Linked DNA regions of Mus musculus: region 2 is linked to region 1. A link is a loop called in an ENCODE intact Hi-C map of the cell type or tissue named here. Cell type or tissue: heart. All regions are shown on one strand. Each heading gives the region's core, and the rest is flanking DNA. Links, peaks and the distances in the headings are about the cores only.

Evidence for each region. A loop is a pair of places that touch in the nucleus more often than their neighbours do. Peaks named below come from ENCODE experiments on the same cell type or tissue, not always from the same donor. Only the 100,000 strongest peaks of a DNase experiment are listed, where the experiment ranks them.
Region 2: it touches region 1 in a loop (2.5-fold over the local background); 2 of 42 quality-filtered maps call a loop at or near these places.

Annotation. Positions count from the first base shown.
Region 1 is chr8:83,328,008-83,337,922 of GRCm38, reverse strand. Elmod2 (ELMO/CED-12 domain containing 2) reads left to right here and starts at 5,437. Exons shown (of 9, transcript NM_178736.5): 1 at 5,437-5,573; 2 at 6,665-6,812; 3 at 8,783-8,811. The coding sequence starts at 6,671. It overlaps Gm32327 (predicted gene, 32327), which reads right to left and starts at 5,304. Exons shown (of 2, transcript NR_168721.1): 1 at 4,873-5,304. In heart, for the core only: no CTCF peak of the experiment used is centred there; a DNase peak (open chromatin) is centred at 5,342; H3K4me3 peaks cover 1,834 bases; H3K27ac peaks cover 1,104 bases; H3K27me3 peaks cover 696 bases.
Region 2 is chr8:83,561,568-83,571,482 of GRCm38, reverse strand. Ndufb7 (NADH:ubiquinone oxidoreductase subunit B7) reads right to left here and starts at 4,725. Exons shown (of 3, transcript NM_025843.3): 1 at 4,553-4,725; 2 at 485-653; 3 at 1-50. The coding sequence starts at 4,664. In heart, for the core only: CTCF peaks have their summits at 4,815 (motif pointing left) and 5,604; a DNase peak (open chromatin) is centred at 4,762; H3K4me3 peaks cover 2,035 bases; H3K27ac peaks cover 2,160 bases; H3K27me3 peaks cover 249 bases.

The sequences.
Region 1 (9,915 bases), core at 727-8,726:
AGCCGTGGCTGTCCTGGAACTCACTCTGTAGACGAGGCTGGCCTCTAACTCAGAAATTCGCCTGCCTCTGCCTCCCAAGTGTGGGGATTAAACGCATGCACCACCACGCCTGGCTGAAACTCTTTACATGGGTATTTTGTTCCACATTCTAAGGAGGTACAAAGTATCCACACTTTGGTCTTCCTTCTTCTTGAGTTTCATGTGTTTTGCAAATTGTATCTTGGGTATTCTAAGTTTCTAGGCTAATATCCACTTATCAGTGAGTGCATATCATGTAAGTTCTTTTGTGATTGGGTTACCTCACTCAGGATGATACCCTCCAGGTCCATCCATTTGTCTAGAAATTTCATAAATTCATTCTTTTTAATAGCTGAGTAGTACTCCATTGTGTAAATGTACCACATTTTCTGTATCCATTCCTCTGTTGAGGGGCATCTGGGTTCTTTCCAGCTTCTGGCTATTATAAATAAGGCTGCTATGAACATAGTGGAGCATGTGTCCTTCTTACCGGTTGGGACATCTTCTGGATAAATGCCCAGGAGAGGTATTGCGGGATCCTCCAGTAGTACTATGTCCAATTTTCTGAGGAATGGCCAGACTGATTTCCAGAGAGGTTGTACAAGCTTGCAATCCCACCAACAATGGAGGAGTGTTCCTCTTTCTCCACATCCTCGCCAGCATTTGCTGTCACCTGAATTTTTGATCTTAGCCATTCTGACTGGTGTGAGATGGAATCTCAGGGTTGTTTTGAAATGCATTTCCCTGATGATTAAGGATGCTGAACATTTTTTCAGGTGCTATTCAGCCATTCGGTATTCCTCAGGTGAGAATTCTTTGTTTAGCTCTGAGCCCCATTTATAATGGGGTTATTTGATTTTCTGAAGTCCACCTTCTTGAGTTCTTTATATATGTTGAATATTAGTCCCCTATCTGATGTAGGATAGGTAAAGATCCTTTCCCAATCTGTTGGTGGCCTTTTTGTCTTATTGATGGTGTCTTTTGCCTTACAGAAGCTTTGCAGTTTCATGAGGTCCCATTTGTCAATTCTCGATCTTACAGAACAAGCCATTGCTGTTCTATTCAGGAATTTTTTCCCTGTGCCCATATCTTCCAGGCTTTTCCCCACTTTCTCCTCTATAAGTTTCAGTGTCTCTGGTTTTATGGGGAGTTCCTTGATCCACTTAGATTTGACCTTAGTACAAGGAGATAGGAATGGATCGATTCACATTCTTCTACATGATAACCACCAGTTGTGCCAGCACCAATTGTTGAAAATGCTGTCTTTCTTCTACTGGATGGTTTTAGCTCCCTTGTCGAAGATCAAGTGACCATAGGTGTGTGGGATCATTTCTGGGTCTTCAATTCTATTCCATTGGTCTACTTGTCTGTCATTATACCACTAACATGCAGTTTTTATCACAATTGCTCTGTAGTACATACAGCTTTAGGTCAGGCATGGTGATTCCTCCAGAAGTTCATTTATCCTTGAGAAGAGTTTTTGTTATCCTAGGTTTTTTGTTATTCCAGGTGAATTTGCAGATTCGTTGAAGAATTGAGTTGGAATTTTGATGGGGATTGCATTGAATCTGTAGATTTTTGGCAAGATAGCCATTTTTACAATGTTGGTCCTGCCAATCCATGAGCATGGGAGATCTTTCCATCTTCTGAGATCTTCTTTAATTTCTTTCTTCAGAGATTTGAAGTTCTTATCATACAGATCTTTCACTGCCTTAGTTAGAGTGACACCAAGATATTTTATATTACTTGTGACTATTGAGAAGGGTGTTGTTTCCCTAATTTCTTTCTCAGCCTGTTTATTCTTTGTGTAGAGAAAGGCCATTGACTTGTTTGAGTTAATTTTATATCCAGCTACTTCACCGAAGCTGGAGTTCTCTGGTGGAATTTTTAGGGTCACTTATATATACTATCATATCATCTGCAAAAAGTGATATTTTGACTTCCTCTTTTCCAATTTGTATCCCCTTGATCTCCTTTTGTTGTCGAATTGCTCTGGCTAATACTTCAAGTACTATGTTGAATAGGTAGGGAGAAAGTGGGCAGCCTTGTCTAGTCCCTGATTTTAGTGGGATTGCTTCCAGCTTCTCACCATTTACTTTGATGTTGGCTACTGGATTGCTTTTATCAATTTTAGGTATGGGCCTTGAATTCCTGATCTTTCCAAGACTTTTATCATGAATGGGTGTTGGATCTTGTCAAATGTGTCCATGTTTTCTATGGAGTCTTCTGCACCTGAGATTCTCTCTTCCATCTCTTGTATTCTGTTACTGATGCTTGCATCTATGTTTCTTGATTTCTTTCCCAGGATTTCTATCTCCAGAGTTGTTTCCCTTTGGGTTTTCTTTATTGTTTCTACTTCCATTTTTAGATCTTGGATGGTTTTGTTCAATTCCATTACCTGTTTGGTTGTGTTTTCCTGTAATTCTTTAAGGGATTTTTGTTTTTCCTCTTTAAGGACTTCTACCTGTTTAGCAGTGTTTTCCTATAATTCTTTAAGGACTTCTACTTGTTTAGCAGTGTTCTCCTGTATTTAAGTGAGTGTTTAATGCCTTTCTTAAAATCCTCTACCAGCATCATGAGATATGATTTTAAATCCGAGTCTTGCTTTTCGGGTGTGTTAGGGTATTGAGGACTCGCTGTTGTGGGTGTTCTGGGTTCTGATGATGTTGTGGATGTTCTGGTTCTGGAGCTTGTTCCTCCTGTGATTCTGTTAGCCTCTGTCAGCACTCCTGGGAGCCCAACTCTCACCTGAATCCCAGTGGTCAGAGCACTCTCTGCAGGCAAGCTCTCCTCTTCCAGGGAAGGTGTTCAGAAGTCTGGAGCTCTGATCCACCTCCTGTGTCCTGGGGTTAGAGCCCTCCCTGGAGGCGGGACTCTCCTCTGGCAAGGAAGGTGCCCAGGGGTCTGGGTCTCAACTCTGCCTCCAGTGATCCCAAAGTCCCAGGTGTAGAGTCCTCTGGGGACCTTGGCACCCTGTACTGGGTTCACGCTGAAGATGGTGCGCAGCTGGCTCTGACAGGAAAGAATTCCATCCTCTGGTAGGGCAGGGTTCCTTTGTCCCTGTTCCTGCTGGCACAAGACCCTCCAGGATTCTTTGAAATTGATTTTGCATTCTACTCACTAGTGATCCTGAGGCCCTTGGTGTGCTAGGGGGCCTGCATCGTGGAGAGTCCTCTAGGGACCTTGGGACCCTCTGCTGGGTTCGCGCCAAAGATGGTGTGTGGCTGGCCAAGAGATTTCTTTTACATTTTCCTACTCTAACAGAGAGCTGTGTACTTGACTGAGAACTTTTGCTGGTCTCTGGGTTTACCCCTACCCCATTAGATTTGATAACTCTTCCTTGATTGATCCTAAATTCTAATTCTTCCACTTTCAGGACATACCCATTTTCAAGATTTGCCAATCAGGGCCTGCTTGGTAACCTATAAATTTGGATACTCAAAGCTATAGAAACAGAACAGCTTACTGCAGGAGCATATAGAAGAAAGGCTGCCTCCAACACTCCCGGGGGATGGATTTGACTGGAGGCTCCCTGGTCCTTCTACTCTGGGCAGGGAGCTCACCTGAGGCTGCTCCAGGATATGGCCAGCAGCTGAGGCAGAGGGTTCATTTCTCCAAGAGTTTGCAGTCTGGCTAAGAAGGGAATTGTCTCTGCAGCTGCTTCCTGACTCCAAGACCCACTGCTGTGATACCTACTCTGATGTAGACTTCCAGACTTGCAGCTTCAGAGCCTTGAGTCCCAGCTTGGCCACCATGCTGGTCCAGTGACCTGCTAGAGCTGTATGCTTTCAGGAACTGAGAGTTCAAATGGCTCTGAATAGTAAAATCCTACATGGCAATCTGTTTAAACTAGTTTTTATCTTGTAAAGGCTGTTAATCCCAGAGTGTCAATAACACGTCTTTGTTGTCTGACCACTCCATTCTTAGAGGAGGGCGGGACAAGAACTTGACTGGAGACAGGGAGAGAGATGGTCTCCACGAAATATTTCACTCCCATGGGGCAAAGGTGGTGGCTTGTCTGCCCTTCATAGGTTTATGCTCTACAAGAAGAATCTACCTTTAAAATGGAAAGGCATGCCGGGCGTGGTGGTGCATGCCTTTAATCCCAGCACTCAGGAGGCAGAGTCAGGTGGATTTCTGAGTTCGAGGCCAGCCTGGTCTACAAAGTGACAGGACAGCCAGGGCTACACAGAGAAACCCTGTCTTGAAAAAAAGAAAAATTGGAAAGGCATGTACTGCGCACTTAATCAGACCTAACACGGAGATGGATGGGGCATAGACAAGACACTGGCTTGAATATTTTTGGAAGTATAAGGAACTAATAGTGGTTGGTCCTGACAAGGGGACCAAGGAGCCAGGAATCTTGTTTGGGTAGGAGGCTAAACTGTCTGTCTGTCTGTCTATCTATCTATCTATCTATCTATCTATCTATCTATCTATCTATCTATCTATCTACTTTTTTAGGCAGATCCTTAAGTAGCCTTGAACTGCAGATCTCCCTGCCCACATCACCCTCCAGCTGGCATGTAATTACAGGCATGCATGAGCGTGCCCAATTCAGGAATTTCTTTTGTTTCATTTTTAACTTCTTTTATATTTAGCCTTCTCTCCACTTGGCTCTTTCTTATCCAACCCACCAACCCCATTATTGTGCCATCAGCCTTTTGTAATACATTCCTAACCCAGGACTTCTACATTTACTGTCCTGTGGATCAGTCTTCCTCCTGAAGCTGGCCCAGCACACTCCCTCATCTCCTCTAGTAACGCTTATCCTTACTTTGCTGATTCCGCTGTATGTAATGATCCCTTCCCCTACTCCCTAATCCCCTTAATAACTTTGTTAGGCAGCTTCACCTGATACTATGCTTTTGCTGGTTGGTTTGGCGTGCGAGTCCCTTGTAGAAGACCACCTAGCACATAAAAACCATACTTTTGAGGTTTAAAAAAAAGGCACAGATTATTCCTCCAGTAGAAACGATGTTAAGAAATGAACGTTTGATGAATTAAGTGTTCCATGTTTGTTTTCAGAGGAAAAACTCGCAACTTCTCATTGCACACACTTAGTCACGCAAGTTCTTTTGCGTCATCCATAAAGTGCCTTCGACCCAAGTTTCCTTTGTGCCTCATAAAGATGGGAAATAATCACTTCGCAGATTAGGAAATGTAAGTGAAAGTGCTGTGGTCACGCCCGCGGTGGAAGAGTCCCGGAAAGCCCAGAGCAAAGTTCCCAGGCCGAGTCCACAGGGAACTCGTTGGCGCTGGGCTGGGAGTGCGGCCGCCGCCGTTGCCATGGGAACCGTCCAGCGTCTGGCGCGCCTGCCCGCGGGCCCCTCCTTCCGCGCCGGCGATAGGCTGAGAGCGAGCCAATCGGAAGAAGACGAAGAGGCGGGGCGCGGAGCCAAGAGACACCCCGCCCCCGCAGCCTCCGTGCGGACTTCCGGGTCGCGGTGTTCGCAGGGAGCGCTCCACGTAGAGCGTCGTTTCCGTTGCCGGTGTTTGCAGCTGGGGAAACCGAGGCAGTGCCAGCTTCCCCCTAGTTCTTCCGCTCCTGTGAGGTGGCTGCTGTTTTATTTTTCTCTCACTCTGAGTTGCTGGCGTGCGGCTGCGCAAGCCTCGCTGGCGTCCCGCGGATAACCCGCAGGGTGCGGGGGCCGTCGGGGCTTTGTGCAGCGTTCCCGCGCGCGAGAGGGGCGGGACGGCGCGGTGCCCACGGGGCTCGCACTCGGTTTCCCGAGGCCCTGGGGCTCGGCGGGACGGCCTGCCTGCGCCTGGCACTTCTGCCCGCTTCGTCCCGACAAGCGCCGACGGGATGACTCATTTTAAAGATCCTGATCCGCGTGTCTGGCACCGACACCTGGTGCCTTGCCTTGCGGGGATTTCGAATTTGACAGCTCCTCGGGCCCGGGCGCAGAGAGGGTGTGTCTGCGAATCCCAGGGCTGGAGTTCCCGGTATCCCTCCTCCCCTTCGTTTAGCACCCGAAAAGAGTTTTATTGCAAGATCAGTTATATCAAGTGTATAGATTTTGTGGGGTTTTTTGTTTTTTAACCTCTTGGTGTCTCTGCCCTTCACCTACTGACTAGAACAATGATGAATTCGTCAGGATGCCATCTGCTCGGTTTCCCAACCTGTATGCTTCAGTTTGTAAGCCACTTGTAGTGTTTTCATTTGTCGGAGTCAGCTGACAGGGACAGCTGGGCGCGCTCTCAACCAAGGCTGAGAAGAGCTCATTTTTTGGGAAGCCACATCTGATGTGTGGTAGATTTGAAATTGTTGCTCGGTTGGTCCTTTTATTCTTGAACTTCTTTGTTCCAAGTTTCAAGGGATGAAAAACGGAAGTATGAATCCAAAATATTAAATATAATATTTGGCAAAAATGAAATGTGGTTATTCTTTTTAGCGATTAAATAATTTGGCCAGTTATTTGGCTACTTTTTACATTTTTTTTTCAAGTGACCATTTGGCAAATCATTATTTAAGCTGTTGTATGTTATTTCCTTGCCTGATGAATTAAACACTCACAAAATAGACACAATGGAATAATATATTTCATTATCATTTGGGGAGTTGGATCAACTTAATTTCTTTTTCAGTTTTATAATTCCAGTTTGAGACCGTTAAGCTTGTGTGTTTATATCCTCTTTCCAGGGAAACATGTTCGTGTCTCTGTGGGAGTTTTTCTATGGACACTTTTTCCGATTTTGGATGAAATGGCTCTTACGGCAGATGACTGGGAAATGTGAATTGCAGCGAATTTTTGACACCTATGGAGGGGCACAGAGGACCTACAGAATAGGTAATACCTTCAAAATAAAGAAAATTCAACATTAATTATAACCTAACTGAATTCTTCTGCTCACCCCATGGGAGTTTGATTTGAGCGAGTCACTGCAGCTGAGTTTCTTAAGCTTTGTGGTCTTTAAGTTCTTTTCATTCTACTACTGACTATTGAATTGAGCACTGAATATATAAAAAGAAACTTCCTAAAACATCCCATATGTATCCAAAAAACGAGCCTTTTGGGTGTCTTAAAAATGTATCAGTTATTATTCAGATTATATTTTCAATTGTTTACTAGAAAATTATTCTCTCTTCCATTTGAAATTTTTACACAAATGTATGAGGTAAAGATTGAAGAGTACCCCCTGGAGCTCGTGTCTCTAGCTGCATATGAATCAGAAGATGGCCTAGTCGACCATCAGTGGAAAGAGAGGCCCATTGGTCGTGCAAACTTTATATGCCTCAGTACAGGGGAACGTCAGGGCCAAGAAGTGTGGGGGGGGGGTGAGGGGGGAGGGCATGGGGGACTTTTGGGATAGTACTGGAAATGTAAATGAAGAAAATACCTAATTAAAAAAAAGATTGAAGAGTCAGTTATCTGTTTTCCTACTTTGAGGCCTCAATAATCAGTCTTCTCACTTTTGACTCTTATTTCTGAATGGACAGATTACTCATTGGTCCTAGGAAAGACTTTTAGAACCTACTTGGTCCAGGCTCACAGTGATGGCCACATGGTTCTGAGCACTTGAAGTCTGCATGATGTTAATTGAGTTGTGCTTTACCTGTAAGATACCCACTGGATTTCAAAGACTTATATGAAAAAATGTGTAAAGATGTATGATAATTGTATTTGTAATACAGTCAAGTGATAATATAAGTTGTTAGAGCAATAAAAATTGCATGTATTTTGTTTTAATATAGCTGTGGAAATGTCTATGGTATACATGGGGCTCAATTTGGCTTGTGTTATATTTCTGTCAAATGACAGTTTTTCAGTGTTTAATTGAAAATGTTGTTCTGACTTCAAACTCAGATGGCTGAGAAATGTGGTTTGAAGTTACTGTAGAAATGGTAAGAGAGACCTGGGCGGAGCCACAGCTCATGATGCTGTGTTAAGTAGAAAGTCAAGAATTAACCAGCTCCTATTTTGTGTTGATCAAAAATGCCTTGAATAAGGAATTGATGCTCTTTACGTCCAAGGGAGTGAGGTGTGGACAGCAGACCCTGTACCCAGGATGACAAGGAAGAATGGCAGAGTGTCTTGTGGCTGAATGAGGCATAAAGCACAATTCTGCACACACACACACACACACACACACACACCCCTGCACACACACTTGCTCAGAAGAACCAAGTGCCTCTTAACACAGACCTCTGCAGTCTGTACTGGTTGGCACTTTACAGTGTGGGGAAAGAGCATATTCAAAGGTTTACTTTGAGGCAAAAAGCATCTTTCTTACAATTCTCAAAAGGAGAGTGTTCTTAATAAATTCTTAAACTTTTTTTTAACAGACCAATACAAATGTTGCCATTCTTAGAAGAGAAACCAGGAATGCAGAGGCTATTCGCTCTTTGCCTAGTGAGAGGAGAGCTGGCAGACAGTCTGCTCCTTTGTTCTTGTACTGCTGAGTTGCGGGCCGCTTGCTCAGACTGACAGAGAAGAGGGTGTAGTGGGGGATATAGTCTTCAGATGAATTTCTGAGATCTTAGCAGTGGGCAAACACCCCCACTCTGGCGGTCTGCACAGAAACACACAGTTCTGGGAAAATTAGATTGTCACCAGCTTGGTACTGCATTTGGGGGATGATGGTTCCACCTTTTTCTCTATCCTGTAAGATTTTGAGATGATTGTTGTGTTGTTCATGTGGGAATTGTACCTTAAACTGCAGAAGTGATTTATCGTTGCTGTTATAGTTTTACTATTTGATTTTGGGTAATTCAGAAAATGTGTTCAAGTGGTAACTTTTTTTTTTTTTTTAATTTCAGAAAATTCCTTGACATATTCCAAGAATAAGGTAAGAGCACATTAAAATGCTAATTCTAGAAAACTTAACCTAAGTGTAGTTTTTTCTTTGAAAAGAACATTTTGATTTCAGGATTATGTTTACTGCCTTTGCTATGAGAAACTGTGAGTTAAGTGTTCTCATTTTAGAAATTGTAATCCTGTTTACAAAATACTTTCTCCATGTGTTTTGATGGACAGAAGAGGATTTCAACTCTGTGTCCTGTTCTGAGGTCCTACCTGTTGATTTTGTAGCAGCTTTGGTAGCTTTGGGGACCAGCATGTTAGGAAAGCCTTTCCCAAGACTGTGTCCTCAGGGTAGGTTGTGTGAGAGAAGAGCCAGGCAAATTTTGATCCAAAGTGAGTCCCAGCATACGATCCCTAGCAGTCAGCTTTTGCTGTATAAGAAACAAGCACAAGTCTGCGGAGCCTAAAGCAGTGTCATTGAGTGCTCATGCCCATGTGGCTCAGCTGCAAAGGCCTTTATCTTGTCGGTCTCATGTTCCCATGTCTGTTTCACTTGTCTTACTGTAGGTCACAGGTGCGGGTTCAGTGGGCAGTGAGGGAATGGTCTCACAGTAAGTCACTGGAGGCCCGCAGACTGCATCATCTCCATTTGCATCTGTGGGTTTAAATGAGTGGTTAAGTGCAAGACAAAAGATGCATTCTGAACAGCCCAAAGCTGTGGCAGGCGAGTGGTTGCATGGGAACTGGCTTGCATGGGAAGGAAAACCTGTCTGCCACATGTCAGCTGCAGCTCTTGATGTGTTACGTGGGAAACCAAGAATTAACCAGTTAGAATTTACTGTAAGATCACAGTGTTGTCTGTAAAAGAATTACTGGTATATATTATTTTGTGACATTTTTAGTTTAGCCATCTGTGTGCACATCTCTATTTTAGATATCCATATACATGTTTGCACTGGTCATAATGTAAAATATGAATCATAATAAAAAAACGTGGACATGATTCGGTCTGCTAGTGTTGGTAAGAGTTGCTGACTCACACTGGAATCGGAAGAGTTGGGTTCTGCAAGCTGACACACTTCGTTCTGGAGAGTAACTTCTAAAGTGGGTGCTTGTTATCTTAGGTACAGTCTTTCATTTATGAGTTATC
Region 2 (9,915 bases), core at 1,377-9,376, 230 kb before region 1:
TTTGGAGCAGTCGCCGCTCACGTTCAAACTCCTTCATGCGTTTCACGTAACTGTGGGCAGAACATAGAGGGTCTCAGTGCCATAGGTTTTGTCTTGAGTCCATTCCAGCCACCTGGAAGCCCTTGCTAGGGGTGAGGCCTCCCCCAGGAATTCTGACTTGGCCCCTGTCCTAGGTGGCTCCAGCCTCTTCCCATGCCCATGTGGGTGGCTGTGGTGCAGTGTGGGTGGCTGTGGTGTGGGTGGCCGAGGTGTGGATAGCTGAGTTGTGGTGTGGATAGCTGTGGAGAAGGTGGCCGTGGGGTGGATGGCTGCAGTGTGGATAGCTGTGGTGTGGATAGCTGTGGAGAAGGTGGCCGTGGGGTGGATGGCTGCAGTGTGGATAGCTGTGGTGTGGATAGCTGTGGAGAAGGTGGCCGTGGGGTGGATGGCTGCAGTGTGGATGGCTGTGGTGTGGGTGGGGCGGGTGGGGGCGGGGCGGGCTCACTCCAGGTGCTCGCAGTAGTCCCAGTCGTGCTGCTCGTGCTTGCAGGCCAGGAAGTTGGGGAAGCTGTCTCGCTTGCACTTCAGCAGCCGGATGAGGTAGTGGGCACAGTAGTCACGTTGCTGCAGTGTCAGCTGGGCATCCATCATCTCTTGTTGTGTGGCCACCATCACTGTGGGGAGTGGTGAGGCTCAGCCCTGCAGCCAGCCCCACCTCCACAGACCCCGGTGTGCACATGGCACAAACGGAAGCCAGACACAGTATGGCTTAGCAGAACCCATCTGGATTATGGCTGCACCCTGACAGGAAGGGTGACTCCTCGTCCCCTATGTCCTAAACAGCAATAAAGAACTCTGATGTCCCTTCATCTAGAGATGCTGTCTCCCAGAGAGCTCAGCTCACCTTCCCCAGCCCCTAAGCCATATGGAACCTGAATTTCAGCTTTTCAGTGGGTACTGGGGCCTCTCAGCCTTTGCTCCCCCACTGGAAGATGCCAGTCCCAGCACAGAAGGTGCCGGGCTGTCCACTAAGTCAACAGAGCTGTGGTAACAGGAAGCGTCTTTGGAGCATCATTGGGGTGCCGGTGTGATCAGCGTAGCATGTGCTCACACAAACCAAGGTCCGTCACTAGCTTATAGGACTTATAGCATTCACTGTTTGGAGTCTGATGTTGACAAAAGGCCACCACATAGCATGTGTGTGTGTGTTAAGTAAGCCTCGGGTAGATCAGCTATCACTGGCAAGCCTGACCCTTCAGGAGTGTTTAGTAATAGAAACTCGCCAGCCTGTCTCCACTATGGCCCTCAACCACATACCTGCTTTGCTGGGTCTGTAGGCCTATCTCCTCTCCACCTGGGTGGGCCTCAGTCCTATTTCATTGCACTAAAACATATTCTATTAGAGGTGGTGGTGGTGGTGGTATACACCTTTGATCTTAGCACTTGGGAGGCAGAGGCAGGCAGATCTCCAAGTTCAAGGCCAGCCTGGTCTAAAGGACAGCAAGGACTACACAGAAACCCTGTCTTGAAAACCAAACCAAACAAGCTGGCTAGAGAGCTGGCTTAGCATGTATTGCTCCTGCAGAAAACTGGGGGTGGGGGTGGGGTGGGGTGGGCAGCTCTCACCACTGCCGATAACTCCAGCTCCAGGGATCCACTGCCCTCTCTGCCCTTATCTGGCACCTGAACCCTTATGTCCAAATGTCTATTCAGACCATTAAAAACAAAAAGAACCTTAAAAAAATACACAGAAACCGGTTGGAGTTAAGTCAGTGGTAGCTTGTGTGAGGCCTTGGGAAAACCTTAGCCCTGCACAGCCACTGCATGCTCCAATCACCTGCTGGCCTTCCTCTGGGGTGGGGTGGGGTGGGGGTATCCAATTCCTGTCAGGGCTGTTGTCTCCCATTATGCTTCCAGCTACCGTCCTTTCTTACATGGTCTCAGGTCCTTGTCCCCTTTTTTGGGCTTCTCACCTGGTGCCCAGACGTGCCTCAGCAGGGTTGCATGTCACCCAGATAGGCTTTCTCTGCCTTCTGTGTTGCTCTCTCTCTGGAGCTCCCGAGCCCAGCAGCAGCCACCTGCTTCTTTACAGCTTTGACCGCACTTCTGACTGTTGATGCTACAGTAGGCTGATGAGGCCAACCTGGTCCCTCCACTCTGCACCTCTGTACTCCAGGCCCAGGGCTCAAATCACAGGCAGGCTCTTGCCAGAGTTACTCACCCTGGAGCTCGGGTTAGCAACTCAAGCTCTGGCCTCTCATTTCCAGTTCACAAGAGGCCAGCAGCAAGCCTTTAGCACACTGTTGCCTGCTAAGCTGCAGGAATGTAGGAGGGAACCAGGCAAATAGATGGTCTCCCTCTTCAGAGGGACACAAAGTAGGCTGAGCACACTGTCTTTGAATGGCTGGCAGCCTTACTGACTGCAGAGGGCAAACCAAACCCAACCAAAACCAGAGTTAGGAAGTGCTGGAAAGTGGGCCATGAGGCAAGGGCCGAGTCGGGCAGATGCCTGGGGCAAGAACATCTCAGGTAGAAGGGGGCCAAAGCCTTGAGGCAGCAGGCACCTTTCCTGCTTCCGGGTTTTGACCTAAGCTCAGGGAAAGGTAGAGCTGTCCTTGACAGTGACTGGGAAGGTGAGCACGGTAGGCTTAAGGGGAGGACAGAGCTGAGACTCAAAGAGTACAAGACAGACATTGAAGACAGAGGGGTACAGCCAGCAATCTCGGCACTCAGGAGCCTGAGGTAAGAGTTTTGAGACTAGCCTGTGCTACACAGCAAGATCCTGTCTCAAAAGGAAAATAAAACCCAGGCTGGGCTTGTTGGCTTACTCCTGTGATCTCAACACTCAGAGGTTGGCCAGCCTGTGCTACAGAGTGAAACCCTATCTTAAAAATTAAGGTGTCAGTGGAAGGGGGTGGTGGCTCCTGGGGGAGGAAAGGGGATGTGATTTCAGGAGGACACTCTGCAGACTTCTGGCCGTCAATGCACACGAGTGCTCACATACACATGTACCACTAATAAAGCCCTAAAATTCAGAAAACAAAAGTCAGCAATGTCATTTATAAGTTCAAGGTTAAGGCTCCCCTTGGAGATCAAGTGGACAGCACTGGTGTACACCACACAGTTGTGAGCTGCCTCCAGGGCAGAACAAAGGAGGCAGCAGCTTCAAGGCAGTCAAGGGAGCCGAGGAACAATCAGTGAGAGTGCGCAGGGAAGTGGAGGTGAGCAAGGTAGAGGTGGGGAATGACAGGTGGAGCTGGGGCTGGCTGGGAGCCTTGAGAGGAGCCCTTCAGTAACGGGGATTTTTATACTTAGGTTTTGAGACAGGATTGCTATCCATCCCAGGAACTCATGATGTTCCTGTGGGGGTGTTTCAAAACCATGGACAGGAGCCTGATGAGAGGTTCGGGAGCAGGATCCTTTCATTGTAGAGGGTGGATGGAGGATATAAAGGGGTGTGTGTGTGTGTGTGGGGGGGGGTTCACCTGGAATGGGGACTCCGCCAGGCTAGGGACAAGTCATTTGGAAGGAGTTTGGAGATGCATGGGTGTGGGAGCAGGAGCTACTCTTGCTTTCTCACAAGAGCTTGCCTAAGATGAAGAGGCAGTGAAGAACTATAGAAGCAACAATGTAGGCTATAGCATCCCTGAGCACCACTGGGCCTATGAGCTCTGTGCTCCCGAGGCCAAAGGGAAAGGACTGTGAGTTAGAGACTAGTCTGACTCAAAAATAAGAAGGGGGTCTGGAGTGAGGAAGCAACTTGGAGACCAGGTCAGCAGGGCCAGCTGAGTTTTACCAGGGTTTTGGATTAGCCAAGCAAGAGAGGCGGCCAGGGAGTGCTGTATTTTCAAAATGACTATGGGCAAAGCAGGGTGTCAGGTGGGTAAATGTTCTGCAGATTCAGTACTGACGGAGCCATCTTCTAGTCGACACTACAACCTTTTGGTAAGGCAAGTCATTTGTGTCTTTCCCCTGCTTACAAGTGGGGCTCTGTCCCTCCCTGGTACCAGCTTCATCAATCTCATATACACCCCTTTTAGCCTGTGCTTCTACACTCTTAAATTTGCTTCCCAGATCTTTTTGGACACGCTGCTTTGTCCAGGGGGCTCCCTGAAGACAGCGCCAGTGGCTCTCTGCTACCCTGGGGCATCCCAAGTGCCAAACTAGGACTTTGTCCAGAGCTGTCACTCTGATTTTCCTATACAGGAAGAATGAGAACCTTGCGAGTACACACAGGCCTTGGGTTCCTCCCCCAGCACCATCACACTAGACAGGACAAGGAGCATGATCGCTCCAGCCCCCCAACCTTGTATTATTGTACGTAACCAAATGCTAGTGACAATGTATGGAGATGCAAAGAACATGTCCTAGGCTCCGCGCTGTGCCCAGGACGAAGTGCACCGGGGCAGTCTCATCTTCCCGTTCTCTGCTGTCTCGTCCCAGCCTTTTGCTTTAGCCATCCCCGCACAGCCTCCACACTCAAGGAGGTCGCCCTCCCGACTCGACCCGGCCCTCCGCAAGCAGGCAGCTGAGTTCCGCGGGATCTGCGGTCGCGCCTGCGCACTGAGCTCACCTCGCTCCTTGCGCTCCGGAAAGCCGAGGTCCGGCGGGAAGCTGGGTATCTTCTCGGGGTCAGGCTCCACCGAGGCATCCCACAGATAGCGCCGGGTCAGGTGCGCCCCCATGGCTACTCTGCCTTACCCTTCTTTAGTAGCCGGGGTCACCTCGCTCCCACCTGGAAGCACTGCCCCTTCAGTGTCTTCCGGGTCATCTAGGCTGCGGCGGGGGTCATAGAGATGAACGATGGAACGCTTCCTGGCTCGCTGACACCCCCTGGCGGTGTGGAGGAGACAGAGCGGGTGCGGCGAACGCCAGTTGGCTAGAAGGCCAGGCTGGCCAGGGAGTTGCAGGGAGGAGTGCGGGTGTGGAAGCGGGGAGGTGGCAGGGTCCCCTGTGCTCTGCCCAGTGCTAGGATTATAAATGTGTGCCACCAAGCCTGCTGTATACATGTGTATACATGGGTACTGTGGACACCCTGGACCGAACCATCTTCCGCGTTCCTCTTCCTCCTCCTCTTTTTTTTTTTTTTCTTAAATTAATTTTTTTTTCTGGTTTTAGGATAGACCCCCAGGCCTAGCATATGGTAGATAAGTGCTTTCCCACAGATATACACTACCATTTCCAACACTCGAACTTCCAAACACTTTCCCTAGGTTTGTCGGTGTGAGTGCACATACGTAGGTGTGCTTATGAGTGCATTTGGTGGTCAGAGGTCAATTTCTGGGGTCATTACTCTGTCTCTGTCCAACTTGTTTGAGACACTGTCTCCCACTGGCTTTGAACCCTTCAAGTAGGTGAGGCTGGCTGTCTAGAAGGCCCGAGAGATTTAACCGGGCACCCTGTCTGTGGTTCTGGAATTTCAAGCGTGTGCCCCCACACCAGGAGTTTTCTTACATGGGGTTTGGGGACTGAATTGAGTTCTTTATGTTGGTAAAGCAATCACAGTAATGACTGAGCCCTCCTTCCAGTCGTTGTTCTTCTAAAATGAATACTTTGTGATCCTGGTCTAGAACATGGTAAATGAAGGCTTTACCACTGAAGCCTGTCCGTAGTGCCCAATCCTGACCAGAGAGGGCGCAGCCAACCTGATGGTCTTAAAAGCTCTTGGTCTAGAGCTTCTGAAGGAACCACTCTCTTCCTTGCTCCTAAGTGTCTGTCAGGGTGTGTCCTCTCTTGGCTTGCTCTCTCCTCTCATCCAGGACAGCTTATTTGACTCAGACTAAGCACACCTCTCTGTTCAGAGCTCCCCAAGGCGGGCTGGTCTGTAAGCCCCAGGGATCCTCTTGTCTTTGTCTCCTCTGGGCTGCCATGCCCAGCGTCTGTTTTACATGGTATTTTAGTTAGGGTTTCCATTGCTGTGATGAAATACCACCAGAAGCCATTTGGGGAGGTAAGTGTTTTACTTCCCGGTCTGGAATGCAGTATGTCCTGACGGGAATGTCCTGATGGGAAGTCAGGACAGGAACACAGACCCTGGAGGCAGGAACTGACACAGTGGCCACCCAGGAGTGCTGCTTACTGGCATTCTCAGGCTGCTTTCTTTTCTTTGTATAGGGTTTCTCTGTATAGCCCTGGCTGTCTTGGAACTCACTTTGTAGACCAGGCTGGCCTCGAACTCAGAAATCCGCCTGCCTCTGCCTCCCAAGTGCTGGGATTAAAGGCATGCGCCACCACCGCCTGGCTCAGGCTGCTTTCTTTTAGTACCCATGGCCACCACCTCAGGGGTTACACCACATGTCAACCACTAAATAAAATGTACAAAAAAAAAAAGGAAAAAAAAAAAAGAGAAGAAAAGAAAAAGAAAGAAAGAAAATGTACTCCAGACTTGCCTTTGGCCAATCTGGTGGGGTGTTTTCTCAGCTGAGGCTCTCTCTTCCACAGTGACTCTAACCTATGTCAAGTTGACATAAAAAGCAGGTAGCACAGTGTGGCTTCTTGAGATCAAACATAGGTCTTTGCCTTTGTGAGACAGTACTTTAAAACTGAGTGGCTTAGTTAGGGTTTTATCACTGTGAAGAAACAAAGAAAACATTTAATTGGGGCTGGTTTATGGTTTCAGAGGTTCAGTCTGTTATCATCATGGTGGGAAGCATGGCAGCATCCAGGCAGGCCTGGTGCTGGAGAAGGAGCTGAGCGTTCTGCACCTTGGTCTGAAGGCAGCCAGGAGGAGCCTCTCTTCTCCACTGGACAGAGCTTGAGCACATACATGTTGTCTTTCCCCCTCCCTGTCTCTCTTTCTTGTCTATGTCTCTGTGACGTGCAAACACTCTGTCTTTGTGTCAGACATATACTCTGTGTCTCTGTCTCCATGTACACACACACAATTCACGTGTCGGTCTCTCTGTGTCTGATACACAAACCTCTGTCTCTCTTGGCGTCTCTCATACATGCCCCATGTCTCGTTCTCCGTTCTCACCCCCGTGTCTTATTCTCTGTTTGTCTCTGTCACACATACTCTGTCTCTGTTTCACACATATTATCACATTCTGTGTCCTACACATACTCATTCACACTCTGTCTCTCTGAGCATGTCACACACACTCTTTCGTTCTGTCTTTGCTTATCTCTGTTATACACTTCCTGTCTCTGTCTGTCTGTCTGTCTATCCCCTCAGTCTCTGGATCTCAGTCTGTGTCACACACACACACACACACACACACACACACACACACACACACACACACACACACACAAACACACACACACACACACTGTCTTTTGTATTTCTATGTTCTCCCTTTCTTGTTAGTTTGTCCTCTCTCTCTCTCTCTCTCCCTCTCTCTCTCTCTTTCTCTCTCTCTCTCTTTCTCTCTCTCTCTCTCTCTCTCTCTCTCTCTCCTTTTTTGTATTTCTGAGACAGGATTTCCTCTGTGTAGCCATGGCTTTCCTGGAATTCCCTCTGCAGACCAGCCTGGCCTCAAACTCAGACATCTGCCTGCCTCTGCCTCCCAACTGCTGGGATTAAAGGGGTGCGATACCACACCCAGCTCTTTTGCATTTCTGAGCTTATAATCACATTTTCCCTTTCCCTCTAAACCCTCTCATATACCCTTCCATACTATCTTCCAAATTAATGGCCTCCTTTTCATTGTTATTGCATCCATATATGCATATACATATATGCTCCTAAATATAACCAGCTCAGTCTGTATAGTGTTACTCCTATGTCTGTTTTCAGGGCTACTGTTTGGCAATTACTTAGTTGGTGAGCTCTTCCCAGGGGAAGACCACCTCTGCTGCGCTCAGATTTCTTAGTTGCCTGTAGTTCTTTGTGTAGGGTTGAGGCCGTGTCGGCTTCTCCTTGTCCACTTTGTCATGTTCTGATTCTTCCACTCTCACCTGCTATTAATTGCCTGTAGTTCATCTAAGGATGAGGCCTTGTGAGATTTTCCTTTACCAGGTACCAACTAGTGTGGTTGTGCAGGTCTCACGTGGGCAGCTTCCCTGTCATGTGCAGAAGACACCCACACAGCAGATGTCCTGGTCCTCTGGCCCTTACAGTCTTTTGTGCATTTCTTCCACAACATTCCCCGAGCCTTACACATGTGTGCAGGTTGCATGGTAGATGTATCGGTTTAGATTGGGCATCCCGTGGTCAGGTGTTCTCTGCATACAGATGTCTGTAATGGTCTCTGTCTGATGCAAAGCAGGCATTGTTGAGGGGCAAGAGCTTACCTTAGTGTGTTAGGATAAGTATTTAGAATGCAGTTAGAATTATGCTAGTTTAGGGAAAGCTCGGTAGTTGGTTCTCCTCCATGGGTTGGGGGCTAGGTCTACAGTGCCAGATGTGGATTCCTTCCTAATGAGCATGCTGAAAGTCCAATTAGATTGCTGTTGGTCATCCCTGAGGTATAGCGTGATTCTTGTCGCCATAGTGTTGTGCCTCACAGGCTTCCCAGCTGGGCAGCAGCTCTTCACTGCTCCTCTTGGTTGTGAGCTTGCACGGCCTCTGCAGGGATGATGGGGGCTAGGCCTCAGGGAGGGTGCTGCAGGCCAGCTCCAGCTCCATTTCTCCAGGTTCTGTGTCTGAAGTGTGTGCTTTCAGAAGTAGGGTTGTCTCAGTCTCTGTGTCCTGCACACTATCTCTCTGTCACACGCACCTCCTTTGTATCTCCTTATCTCTGTCTTTTCCAATGTCTGACTCTCCGTGCCTCACACAAATATACACTATTTTCCCATCTCTCTGACTCTGTCTCTATATTACACATACTCTCTGTCTCTGTCCATGTTATTCTGTTTCTCAAATACCCACCACCTCTGTCTTTCTGTCTGTCTGCCTGTCTCACACATCGCTTCTCTCTCCATGTCTCATGCATACCCTCTCTGCCTCTATTTCTCTCTGTCACACACACTGTCTCTTTGTCTCTGTATCACGCACAAACACACTGTCTGTGTGACACACACACTTCTCTCACTGTCTGTTTTTGTCTCTCACATCTCTCTGTGTCTATATGTCTCACATAGATATACTGTCTTTTTGTTTTACCCACACAGGCGCGTGCGCATGCACATACACAAACACACACACACACTTTGCCTTTGTCACATTTAACACACTTATTTGTCATCTTCACACTTTACTCCTCTGTGTCACACACACTCTTTGACTCTCCCTGTGTTTTATGGACCCTTGAGCTTCCTATCTCTCCTTGTGTGTCTCTGCTTCTCTTTGTCACATGTACACTCTCTTGGTCACATATACACTTCTCTCTGTAACACACAAACACATTCACCTTGTCTTTGTATTACACTCTGTCTCTCTGTGTTCTTGTCTCTGTGTCACTATATAATCTCTGTCTCTCTGCCATGCACACTTGCTTTAACTCTTTCTGTGTCTCTCTCACACACACTTCCGCTCCCCTTTCTTTCTCTCTATCTCTCTGTCACACATGCAGTCTCTCTGTGCCTTTAATAGCCCATCTTAGTTGTCAGCTTCATTACATCGGGAATCAGCTAAAACCCATGAAGATGGGAACGTGAGGGATTTTTCTTGATTGATCATTTGAGGTATGAAGAGCTCCAAATCTGGATTATTTGAAGTAGGAAGACTCACTCCAAATCTGGGGACATCTTCTGGTGGCAGCCCATGTGAAAGGATGTGGAAGAAAGAAGCTTTTGGTTTTGTCTGCTTACACTTACTCAGGCTGGCAGGTTTATCCGCCCTGTTCCTGAGGTATCCCTTTGTTGGGATTACGATCTACACACCTTTACTCCCACTTCTGGAATATAGACACATCTTTAGTACATCCCTTTAATCCTAGACAATGACATCTAGACAATTGAAGGGCAGACAAAGTGTTGAATAAGAGAAAGATTGGACAGAATGAGTCAGTGACAGGATATACCCAATTTCTATGAGAGCAGACAGGAAAGAGC